3 separate regions of the Homo sapiens genome follow, and all the other regions are linked to region 2. Evidence: chromatin contacts called from ENCODE Hi-C or POLR2A ChIA-PET data. All regions are on one chromosome and are shown on one strand. The core of a region is the stretch at or near the end of the contact, and the rest is flanking DNA. Distances in the headings are between cores, read along the strand shown. Region 1 holds the start of USP30 (ubiquitin specific peptidase 30). Region 2 holds the start of ANAPC7 (anaphase promoting complex subunit 7). Region 3 holds the start of MAPKAPK5 (MAPK activated protein kinase 5).

The links. Hi-C counts contacts between places; a loop is a spot of excess contacts on that map. ChIA-PET counts read pairs that join two places held with the same protein, here RNA polymerase II (POLR2A). Pooled maps may share reads with other maps.
Region 1: a map of naive thymus-derived CD4-positive, alpha-beta T cell shows a loop between it and region 2 (18-fold over the local background). The contact joins the promoter of USP30 here to the promoter of ANAPC7 in region 2. A Hi-C loop is called at or near these places in 1 of 168 maps with a recorded cell type or tissue (naive thymus-derived CD4-positive, alpha-beta T cell) and 4 of 50 pooled maps. POLR2A ChIA-PET finds 5 or more read pairs at or near these places in 1 of 52 experiments (T-cell).
Region 3: a map of B cell shows a loop between it and region 2 (40-fold over the local background). The contact joins the promoter of MAPKAPK5 here to the promoter of ANAPC7 in region 2. A Hi-C loop is called at or near these places in 2 of 168 maps with a recorded cell type or tissue (B cell and CD8-positive, alpha-beta T cell) and 5 of 50 pooled maps.

The regions. Positions count from the first base shown.
Region 1 is chr12:109,050,863-109,054,459 of GRCh38, reverse strand. It overlaps USP30 (ubiquitin specific peptidase 30), which reads right to left and starts at 1,884. Exons shown (of 13, transcript NM_032663.5): 1 at 1,699-1,884. The coding sequence starts at 1,781. It overlaps USP30-AS1 (USP30 antisense RNA 1), which reads left to right and starts at 495. Exons shown (of 2, transcript NR_038996.1): 1 at 495-774; 2 at 1,722-2,419. RefSeq lists enhancers at 488-857, 1,191-1,690.
Region 2 is chr12:110,401,736-110,404,957 of GRCh38, reverse strand. ANAPC7 (anaphase promoting complex subunit 7) reads left to right here and starts at 1,250. Exons shown (of 11, transcript NM_016238.3): 1 at 1,250-1,431. The coding sequence starts at 1,331.
Region 3 is chr12:111,840,593-111,843,823 of GRCh38, reverse strand. It overlaps MAPKAPK5 (MAPK activated protein kinase 5), which reads right to left and starts at 1,596. Exons shown (of 14, transcript NM_003668.4): 1 at 1,055-1,596. The coding sequence starts at 1,090. It overlaps MAPKAPK5-AS1 (MAPKAPK5 antisense RNA 1), which reads left to right and starts at 819. Exons shown (of 2, transcript NR_015404.2): 1 at 819-2,497. RefSeq lists enhancers at 911-1,010, 1,741-2,020 and silencers at 1,101-1,450, 1,531-1,710.

The DNA of each region.
Region 1 (3,597 bases), core at 635-3,134, 1.4 Mb after region 2:
AATCTTCACCTTCCGGGCTCAGGTGATCCTCCTGCCTCAGCCTCCCAAGTAGCTGGGACCACAGCTGCACACCACATGCCCAGGTAATTTTTAAATTTTTTTGTAGAGACAGGGTCTCACTACATTGCCCAGGCTGGTCTCGAACTCCTGAGCTCAAGAAATCCACCTGCCTCAGCCTTCCAAAGAGCTGGGATTACAGGTGTGAGCCACCATGCCCAGCTGGTGAAAGGTATTCTTGAAGTTTCTTAATACATCACTGTGCTTTTACACGATACGTGAGTTCACAAAAGTGCCTGGAAAGATTATAAAGGACTGTCATGGAAGTGCTAAGGTGCTTTACCAGTGCTTTAAAATCCCCTAATCAAACACTAATATTTAAGGGTACATACTCTCTGCCAGGCCCTGTGACAATCTTACCTCATTTTTAAAACAACCCCACAGATGCAGGTTCTACTATCACTTTCATTTTTATAGCAGAAGAAACTAAGAGCCCAACTTGGTCACAGTGAGTGAAGGAACATGGCTCTGAATCATGCCTGTCTGTCTCCCCAGGTCTGTGCTTAAAACCACGAAGTTCAAGATGGAAACTGAAGGGAAGAGTGTCAAGGGGATGGGAGAGAGGACTTGTCCATGACTTTGGCAGCATAAGGAAAAAATACCCAGGGACAAGTGGCGACTTTGGAAACTCCATTCCTCTGCAAAATGACATCACGAGGAGAGTGGTGGGGCCTGCGGATGAAAAGATCTGGCTTCTCCTCCCAACTCTGCTATGAGGTCAGCTATGGGGCCACACTTCCTATCTACGGAATGGGGGCACTGGACAGGATAAGTATCGAGGACTTTCAGCCCTGGGATAATAAGCTCTTTAAACCTGCTCCAGTTCCAGAGGAAGCCGACCTGAGCAACAGGTCTCAGTCATTTGGGGTCAGCAGTGGGGGAGGGGGTACTCAGTTCTGAAGCCTGGAGCCCTTGGGAGGGTGAATAAGAGGGAAATGGGGGCCCTGACAGGATTGGGGACCCAGGCAATCGAGGAGTCCTAACAAGAACGGAGGGCTTTAACAGGACCAAGCAACCTTAACAGGTTAAAGGGGCCCTGACCAATTTAGAGACCCTTGCAAAACAAGGGCCTTTACTCACACTAACAACATCAGGGACCCAGACAGAAGTGGCGATCCATATTAGACTAGAGGGCGGGCTAACAGGAATAGGGGGCGGTACTAACAAAACGCGGGGCTCGCAGGCCCGGGGCACTTATAGGACTAGAAGAACCGTGCCAAGGTTGGGGAACCCTGGCAGTCCAGAAACTGATATGATTGGGGGACCCAGAAGGACTGGGGGTATACTAGAAGGATTGAGGGGTCTTGGCAGGCCTAGGAGGCACTGAAAGGACTGAGGGCACTGACAGAATTAGGGGCCTTGACAAGACTGGAGTGCCCCGGGTGTCCTGGGAACAATGACAGGAGGGGGAGGGACTGACAGACCTGGGGAGTGCAGACAGAATTGGTGTTGCCGAAGGACTGGAGCCCGTCAGTCCTCCCACCTACGGGCCCAGGCCTCCAACCCTAAAGGACGCAGAACCTTCCAGAATGCCCGCGCGGGCCCTGGAGACCCCAACTAGGGCATGAAAAAGCCGTCACGGGCCCAAGCTGGGGACCCTGGTCCCGGCCTCTTCGGCAGCCCCGCCCCCCAAAATCTCACCTGACGGCCGCCCCGGTCCGCAGGAAGCGCTGGATGGCCCTGTCGGCCGCGGTCATCGCCGCCTCGGCCCGGGAGCTCAGCATTGCAGCCGCACCGGAGGCCTGAAACCGTCTCCTCCGCTACCGCCGCCGCCGCCGCCGGACCGAGGGATACGACGGTTCCCGAGACAGCGGAACCTGCGGCCGCAGTCCCAGCACCTCGGGGGAACGTAGACCGCAGGACAGCTCCCAGGGGGACCGGAAGTAGCTGCCCCCGGAGAGCAATAGCTGACGGACCACGTCCTTTCTTTCTTTTCCCTTAGCAACAGGCCCCGGCGTCGGTTGCTACGCTGGGCTCAGTTGCCTGGGGCTGCTTGGTTTTCAGATTTGCTTAGGCTCCATTCATAAATACAGATGGCACACTTCTAGGATGGACCCTGGGTCATGATTTGAATTTTTCGATGTGGGGAAGGGAGGCCAACAGCCGAAAGTCGGGTCAGGCCTCTGCTATAATTAGTTATTATTGTGGCCAGAGTGGAAATAGGTCGCAGAGGAAGGAACTTTAATGAGCATGAGGCCCATCTCTGACGATATCAGTAGAGAAATCAACGTCTTTAATAGCCAACAAACTTATTGTTTACTTGGGTGCCAGGTATAGAGCTAAGTATGTTACATTCATTATTTACATTTAATATTCACACCAACTCTAACATTACCCACATTTTACATCCCAGGGAACCCAGGAAATTTGAAGAAATAGTAAGTTTTTTGACGCAGCTTGTAAGTGGTGAAACAGAGATTGGCAGTTCGGTCTGTCTGTCTCCAGAATGGCACTCTCCAACAGAAATATACAGGAGCCACATAGGTAATTTTACATTTTCCAGTAGCCACATTAAAGTGAAAAGCAGGAGGTAGGCCAGACGCCGTGGCTCACGCCTGTAATCCCAGCACTTTGGGAGAACGAGGCTGGTGGATCACCTGAGGTCAAGAGTTCGAGACCAGCTTGGCCAACATGGTGAAACCCCATCTCTACTAAAAATACAAAAATTAGCCGGGCGTGGTGGCAGGCTCCTGTAATTCCAGCTACTCAGGAGGCTGAGGCAGGAGAATTGCTTGAACCGTGGTGGTGGAGGTTGCACTGAGCCAAGATCATGCCACTGCATTCCAGCCTGGGTGACAGAACCAGACTCCATCTCAAAAAAAAAAAAAAAGAGGTCAGGTGCGATGGCTCATACTTGTAATCCCAGCACTTTGGGAGGCCGGGGGGTGGGGGTGGGGGGCACGGATTGCTTGAGGTCAGGAGTTCGAGACCAGCATGGCCAATATGGTGAAACCCCGTCTCTACTAAAAAATACAAAAATCAGCCAGGTGTGGTGGCGCGTGCCTGTAATCCCAGCTACTCGGGAGGCTGAGGCGGGAGAATCGCTAGAACCTGGGAGGCGGAGGCTGCAGTGAGCTGAGATCACACCACTGCACTCCAGCCTGGGCAACAGAGAGAGATTCAGCATCAAAAAAAAAAAAAAAAAAAAAAAAAGCAAGAGGTAAAATTAATTTTAACCATATTTTTTCCTTGACCCAATATGTTCAAAATATTGGGGCAGGTGCAGTGGCTTATGCCTATAATCCCAGCACTTTGGGAGGCCAGGTGAGAGGATGGCTTCAGGCCCAGAGTCCAAGGCCACCTGGGCAACATAGCAAGAACCCATGGCTACCGAAAAACAAAGAAAAGAAAAACAAAATATGTCATTTCTATGTGAAAATTATTGATGAGATAATTTACATTCTTTTTTTTTTGAGATGGAGTCTTGCTCTGCCGCCCAGGCTGCAGTGCAATGGCACGATCTCGCCTCTCAGGTTCAAGCGATTATCCTGCCTCAGCCTCCTGAGTAGCTGGGATTACAGGTGCACACCACCACGCCCG
Region 2 (3,222 bases), core at 1-2,500:
TCCCAGCTACTCGGGAAGCTGAGGCAGGGAGAATTCCTTGAACCCGGGTGACAGAGGTTGCAGTGAGCTGAGATTTTGCACTCCAGCCTGGGCGACAAGAGCAAAACTCCGTCTCGAAAAAAAGAAAAAAGAAAAGTTCACAGTGATGATGCCCACCAAAATCAAATAGAAGGTCTCACACATCCAGGAAACTAGAGTAGGGGATGAGATGGGAAAAGGATCTACAGGAGCTTCAACTGTGACAAAATGTTAAGAGCTGAAAAAGTTGCTGATGAAGATACACTGTGATTTTTTCAGAGCATTTTTTTTGCATCTACTACTGTAAAAATCAAATGAAAACAAAATCTAGACCAAAACGACTGTCTCCTTTAAGAAAGGAGCGATAGGCTAGATCTGAGAGGATGACTGTGGAGAATATTCGGACTCTGACTCAACGACCTAAACTGCCTCATTGGCTCAGTTACCTCCCTGGTCCCTGTATACATTTGAGTTTGCGATCCAACATAATTAACCAGTCGATCTGATTCCAAGTCAACCATTTAACAACCTGAGCACAAAATTTAAGCAGGCAGTTTCTTCCCTTGTGGGAAGGGAATGACAACTTCAACTTTATGGATTGTTGTGAGCGTCCCAATAACTTGTGTAAAACTTTCCTAAAACGTTAAGTGTGCCAGACACATACTGGTTTATATGGGTATCAGCTAATTCCTGGATCCAGCCTTTATTTCCACGGATCTAGGGAATAATTTTACATGGGGAAATATACCCCTCGAACCAAGGAGTTCCCCCAGGGCCGAAGCCTGACTTGGCAGGAACACAAAACACCTGAGGAGGGGCGCGGCGGCCCTAGCCTGGTGCGCATGCGCCACTGTAAAGGCCGTTAGGTCTGTCCCTGGCGCCCGATTAGAATATTTAATTCCAGTTGGAGCGTTTTTCCTCACCTTACTGTATTTTATTTCGGTAAATACCCACACATTTTAATTTCTGAGAGGCACAAATTCCTCTCAGACTCATTCAAATTGACCGAGTAGTCTTATAAGGTGCCTTTTGTCTCATTGTAAATCCTCAGTAAAGTTTGCAGTTTAGGATGATAACGTGATTTTTGCGTAAAAATAACAACTCATTTCACCTGAAAAGGACCACGACAGGAGCAGGGACTCGAGTTTCTTTTTATTCGGGCACTTCAGTAGTTACCTCTTGCTTGGGGGTGGTGCCGCGTGTGGACCCGATGGACCCCGGCGACGCCGCCATTTTGGAGTCTTCCCTAAGGATCCTCTACCGGCTTTTCGAGTCAGTGCTGCCGCCGCTGCCCGCGGCTTTGCAGAGCAGGATGAATGTGATAGACCACGTGCGGGACATGGCGGCCGCGGGGCTGCACTCCAACGTGCGGCTCCTCAGCAGCTTGTTACTTACAATGAGTAATAACAACCCGTGAGTTGAGGCGGGTAGCTGCCTGGGGCTGAGGAGAAAGCGGCGGCGGTCTGGGAGCGGGGGCTCAGGGCACGTGGGAACAGGCGGGAAGGAGCGGCCGCCGGCGCCAGCGGAGGCTCCGGGGTCTGCGAGGGCGTCCTGGAGCGGAGCAGACTTCGGAGCGCAAGTTGGGTTCACTGGGTGCCGGCGTCAAGTCCCGCGGGGATGTGGCGAGCGGCGGCTTGGAGACATAGAAGGCAGAGGCTCTGAGGACGACCCAGGCGAGGGTTTCCTGAGGCACCTGTCGCGGGGCAGCGCGACTGTCACATCGCTAGGCTGAATCCTTCCCTCTCGGCTCCTTCCAGAAGAACGTTTTTTTCTCTCGCTGCAGCTCAGGGACCCAGCCTCCTGGTTTTTATGCGCTAGCCCCCGCATCTGAGATTGGTCCCCCCGTTAAGTGTATCAGGAGGGTCCACTTTCTGGCCTTGGGAAACCCCTGAAAACGGGGCCGGGCGCGGTGGCTCACGCCTCTAATACGAGCCCTTTGGGAGGCCGAGGCGGGAGGATCGCTTGAGCCCAGGAGTTCAAGACCAACCTGGGCAACATAGGGAGACCCTGCCTCTACGAAAAGTAAAAATTAAACAATTAGCCGGGCGTGATGGTGCGTGCCTGCGGTCCCAGCTACTCGGGAGGCTGAGGCAGGAGGATCGCTTGAACCCAGGAGGTCGAGGCTGCAGTGAGCCGTGATCGCATCATTGTCCTTTACCGTGGGCGACAGAACGACTGCCTGTCTCAAAAAAAGGAAACGGGAGACTCCATTAATGGGTGGGCGTGGCGCCTTTCATGTTTCCTTGAAGCACTGAGCTGATTCCATCCTTGAGTGCATGTCCCTCTCCTGCTTAATATCCTTTATTGGCCGGGCGTAGTGGCTCATGCCTGTAATCCCAGCACTTTGGGAGGCCGAGGCGGGCGGATCACGAGGTCAGGAGATCGAGATCATCCTGGCTAACACAGTGTAACCCCGTCTCTGCTTAAAAAATACCAAAAAAATTTAGCCAGGCGTGGTGGCGGGCGCCTGTAGTCCCAGCTACTCGGGAGGCTGAGGCAGAAGAATAACGTGAACCCGGGAGGCGGAGCTTGCAGTGAGCCGAAGTAGCACCACTGCACTCCAGCCTGGACGACAGAGCGAGACTCCGTCTCAAAAAAAAAAAAAAATCCTTTATTGCACTTATGAAAATTCTTTCCCATGGCCTCTGAAGGCAAATATCTGCCCTCCACTCTCTGCGACTTCATCTCATTACTCTGTTCACTGCTCTCTAGCCTCCCTGGCTATTCTGTTATTTGTTTTTATTTGTTTATTTATTTTTATTTTTTTGAGACAGCCTCGCTCTGTCGCCCATGCTGGAGTTGAGTGGCGCAGTCTTGGCTCACTGCAGCCTCCGCTTCCTGGGTTCAAGCGATCCTCCTGCCTCAGCCAACCAAGTAGCTGGGATTACAGGCGAGCGCCACACGCCCAGCTAATTTTTGTTATTTTAGTAGAAACAGAGTTTCACTATATTGACCAGTCTGGTCTTTTTTTTTTTTTTTTTTTTTTTTTGAGACGGAGTCTCGCTCTGCACGATCTTGGCTCACTGCAAGCTTCGCCTTCTGGGTTCACGCCATTATCCTGCCTCAGCCTCCCGAGTAGCTGGGACTACAGGCGCCCGCCACCGCACCCAGCTAATTTTTTTGTATTTTTAGTAGAGACAGGGTTTCACGATGGTCTCGATCTCCTGACCTCGTGATCCGCCCGCCTCGGCCTCCCAAAGTGCT
Region 3 (3,231 bases), core at 347-2,846, 1.4 Mb before region 2:
AACAAACAGACAAAAAACCTGGTCTTCCTTAATGTATATGTTATATGTTGATGCCTCCTTTAAAGGGTTAAGTTTCTTTGGAATGACTTGATGATTTTGAGAAACTATATACACCACCTAAAGAATTGGTAGAAATGTAAATTCTTAATCATTACTAGTAACTGTCTTGAAGGGGAAAATAACCCCAAGCTGCCAATAGATGCCTGTCCTTCAAGATAAAATGAAATTATTCAATGCACTGGGCTGACTTAACACTACAAATAAGTAAATAATACATCAAACTTTAAGCGTCAATGTTTAATTTTCATAAGACTAATTTCTTAGCTACAGCTGTCAAGACAGATAACTGGCCCTGAGTGGGCAAAATGTGCCTTTAAAAAAAAAAAAAGTTAAAAACAGGTTTTAGAAAACTTATTTTATTTGTGTAATTTTCGAACACACATTTGCTTTTCTTTTGGTTTAAGTGCAGTTAAGTCACAGGAACTGTTAACTTTTCCTAAGTAAACTCAATGCTTCCTAGGAGAAAGAAGAGGAAAAAGAAAAAGGGGAGAATACACGGAAAAGTGAGGACAACCTATTCCCCAAAGGACAGGTTTTGTACGGCGAACCACCTTTTTCCAACTGCAGATTTCCAGAAGGCTGATTTCAAACAAATCGGGAGGGATGGATAAATTCCAACTCTCCAAGTTCTGTAGACCATCCGGAAGCAAATGCTGGCGGCCTTGGGGAGTGATCGAAACGTGTAGTAGTAGTAGTAGGGCTCTCTTCGTCCCATTCATTGACACTTAATAGTGTCTCCAGGCCACTCACCTCTGTTCCAGCTGAGCACAAATCACACTCACCAGGGAAGCTGGCGGGAGTCGGACACACACCTACACCCACACCCATAACCCTTGGCCCCAGGGCTGTAAAGCGCGATCCACGGAATCCGGGGGAGGCCGAAACCCGGTAGTCGATGGAACCTCTCACTGCAAAATCTCCCTGCTTTTTGAGGCTAGAGCCGAGAAGAACGCCACAGGACAACGCGGGGGAAGAGGGGGCACCTCCCCCTTACCTTGATGGCTTTGTCCATGTCGCTCTCCTCCGACATACTCAGTGGGGCCCCCACAGCCGGGAGAGGCGGAGGCTGCTCAGCAGCCCTGTCCCCGCGCGGCCGAGGGAGCAAAGGGCTCGGCACTCGGGCCCCTGGGCCTCGTGGCGACGGGCAGCAGCCGCCCCTCGGGACCGGTGGGGATGAGGACCCCGGCGCCGGCTCTGCTTCGGCGGGCGGCTCTAGGCTGGCGGCAGCAGCAGCGGCGGAGGCGGCGGCCCCTGGGGACAGGTCTTTGTGCTGGGCCCCACGCGGCCGCCTCCTAGCCTCATCCCCAGCTGGGGAGGCAGGCTCCTGGGGTAGGGCGAGGCGGGGAGGGCCTCGACCCGGGGCGCCGTGCAAGGGCCTCGCGGGGCCGCCGCTTAGACCTGGGCTCGCCAGGTCCTAAAGAAGAGCCTGCGCCTCCGCCTCCGCCGCCTGCACCGCCGCGAAGCCGAAGCCGAAGCCGAAGCAGAGCTCGGCGCCGCTGCTCCCGCCGCCGCCTCAGCGCCACACATCGCCGGGACACCCGCGCCGGGCAGCCCCGCCGGCCGCCCTCACGCACGCGCTGTGCCCCGCGGGAGCTCCAGGCCGCCCCTCCTGCCGCCCAGCTTCGTGACTCCACGGCCCCACGCGCCCCTTGCTGCCTTCCGCTGGGGTTTCCGAGCCGCCCCCGAACCGCGCACCCGACTTGCAGGCGTCCGCCTGGGCCTCCCTAAGACACGCCGCATACAGGACAGGCCCCTGGGCCTTCCGCGGCGATGGCGCTGCGCTAATGACGTCATAGGCCCGGACTCGCGTGAGTGCGCGTGCGTTGGGGCCTCAGCCTTTATCTCCACTCTGCGGAGATTCACGCCTGGAAAACGCTCTTCTGAGAGGATCTGTGGAGGTCAACCCAGGAGAGAGAAGACAGGACTGAAGCACTGAAAGGGTCCTGCCGTTAAGGGCGCAGGATTGTATAGAATATATAATAGCAGTAGCAGCTCTGTTTACGGAGCATTAACCTTACGTGGAGTTATTTCCTGCATTTCCTCCTTTCGTCTTTACAAGGTAGCCGTTTGGCGTCGTGAGGTATGGATGTTCCCATCCCTAATTTGCAAAATAGGTAACTGAGGCTCAGGAGAGCTAGACTAGTTTGTGCACAGCCGAGAAGTGGTCAAGCTAGAATGGGACCCCAGGTTTGTGCTCCCTACTCTCCACCGATAACCTATCAAAGGGCTTTGCAAGAGCTTTTGACTAATCGTCTGTCAATGGTTCTTCATTCACGTATTAATTGCACATCAGTATGTGCCAAATCTACTAGACATTGGAGAAACAGTAGGAACAACACATGGTACCGGCACATGGATCTTTCAGGAAAACGAAGTAGGTAATAAACAGGAAAAAGCCCGAGTCTGATGCTAAGAAGAACATAAACAGGATGCTGAGGTAAGAGAATAACTGGATGTGGGGACTTCTTCGTATTAGATGATTAAGGAAGGAATCTCAGGAGGTAACATTTAAGCTGAGACCCCTGAGGAATGAGAAAGGGCTGGCTATTGGAAATCCAAGGAAAGATTTCTGGGCAGATGGGTAGAAATTTTAAGGTGGAAATAAGCTAAATATGTTCAAGAATCAGCAAGAAGGTCATTGTAGCTGGAGTAGATCGAGTAGGAGGAGACTGATAAAGGGTGAGGTTGGAGGCTGGGCGCGGTGGGTCACGCCTGTAATCCCAGCACTTCGGGAGGCCAAGGCGGGCGGATCACTTGAAGTCAGGAGTTCGAGACCGGCCTGGCCAACATGGCGAAACCCCGTCTCTATTTCAAAAAAAGAAAAAAAAAAGTATAAAAAGGATGAGGTTGGAGATGTGGGCAGGGGCTGCATCATATGTGGCCTTTGGGGGTCATAATCAGGACTTTGGATTTTATTCTAAGCTATTGTAAGGTTTTAAAGTAAAGAGTGATGTGAACAAATTTGTTTTAAAAGATCACTCTGCTTTGTAGAGAATAGAATATAGGAAAGCAAGAATGGAAACAGAGCTATTAGGAGGCTATTGGAGAATAATGCAGATGAGAGATTATTACACTGTCTGAACTAAGGAGGTGGCGGTAAAGGTGTAGAGAAGATGGATTTTTTTTTTTAAACGGTCCCACTGTCTAGAGTGCAGTGGCGTGATCACAGCT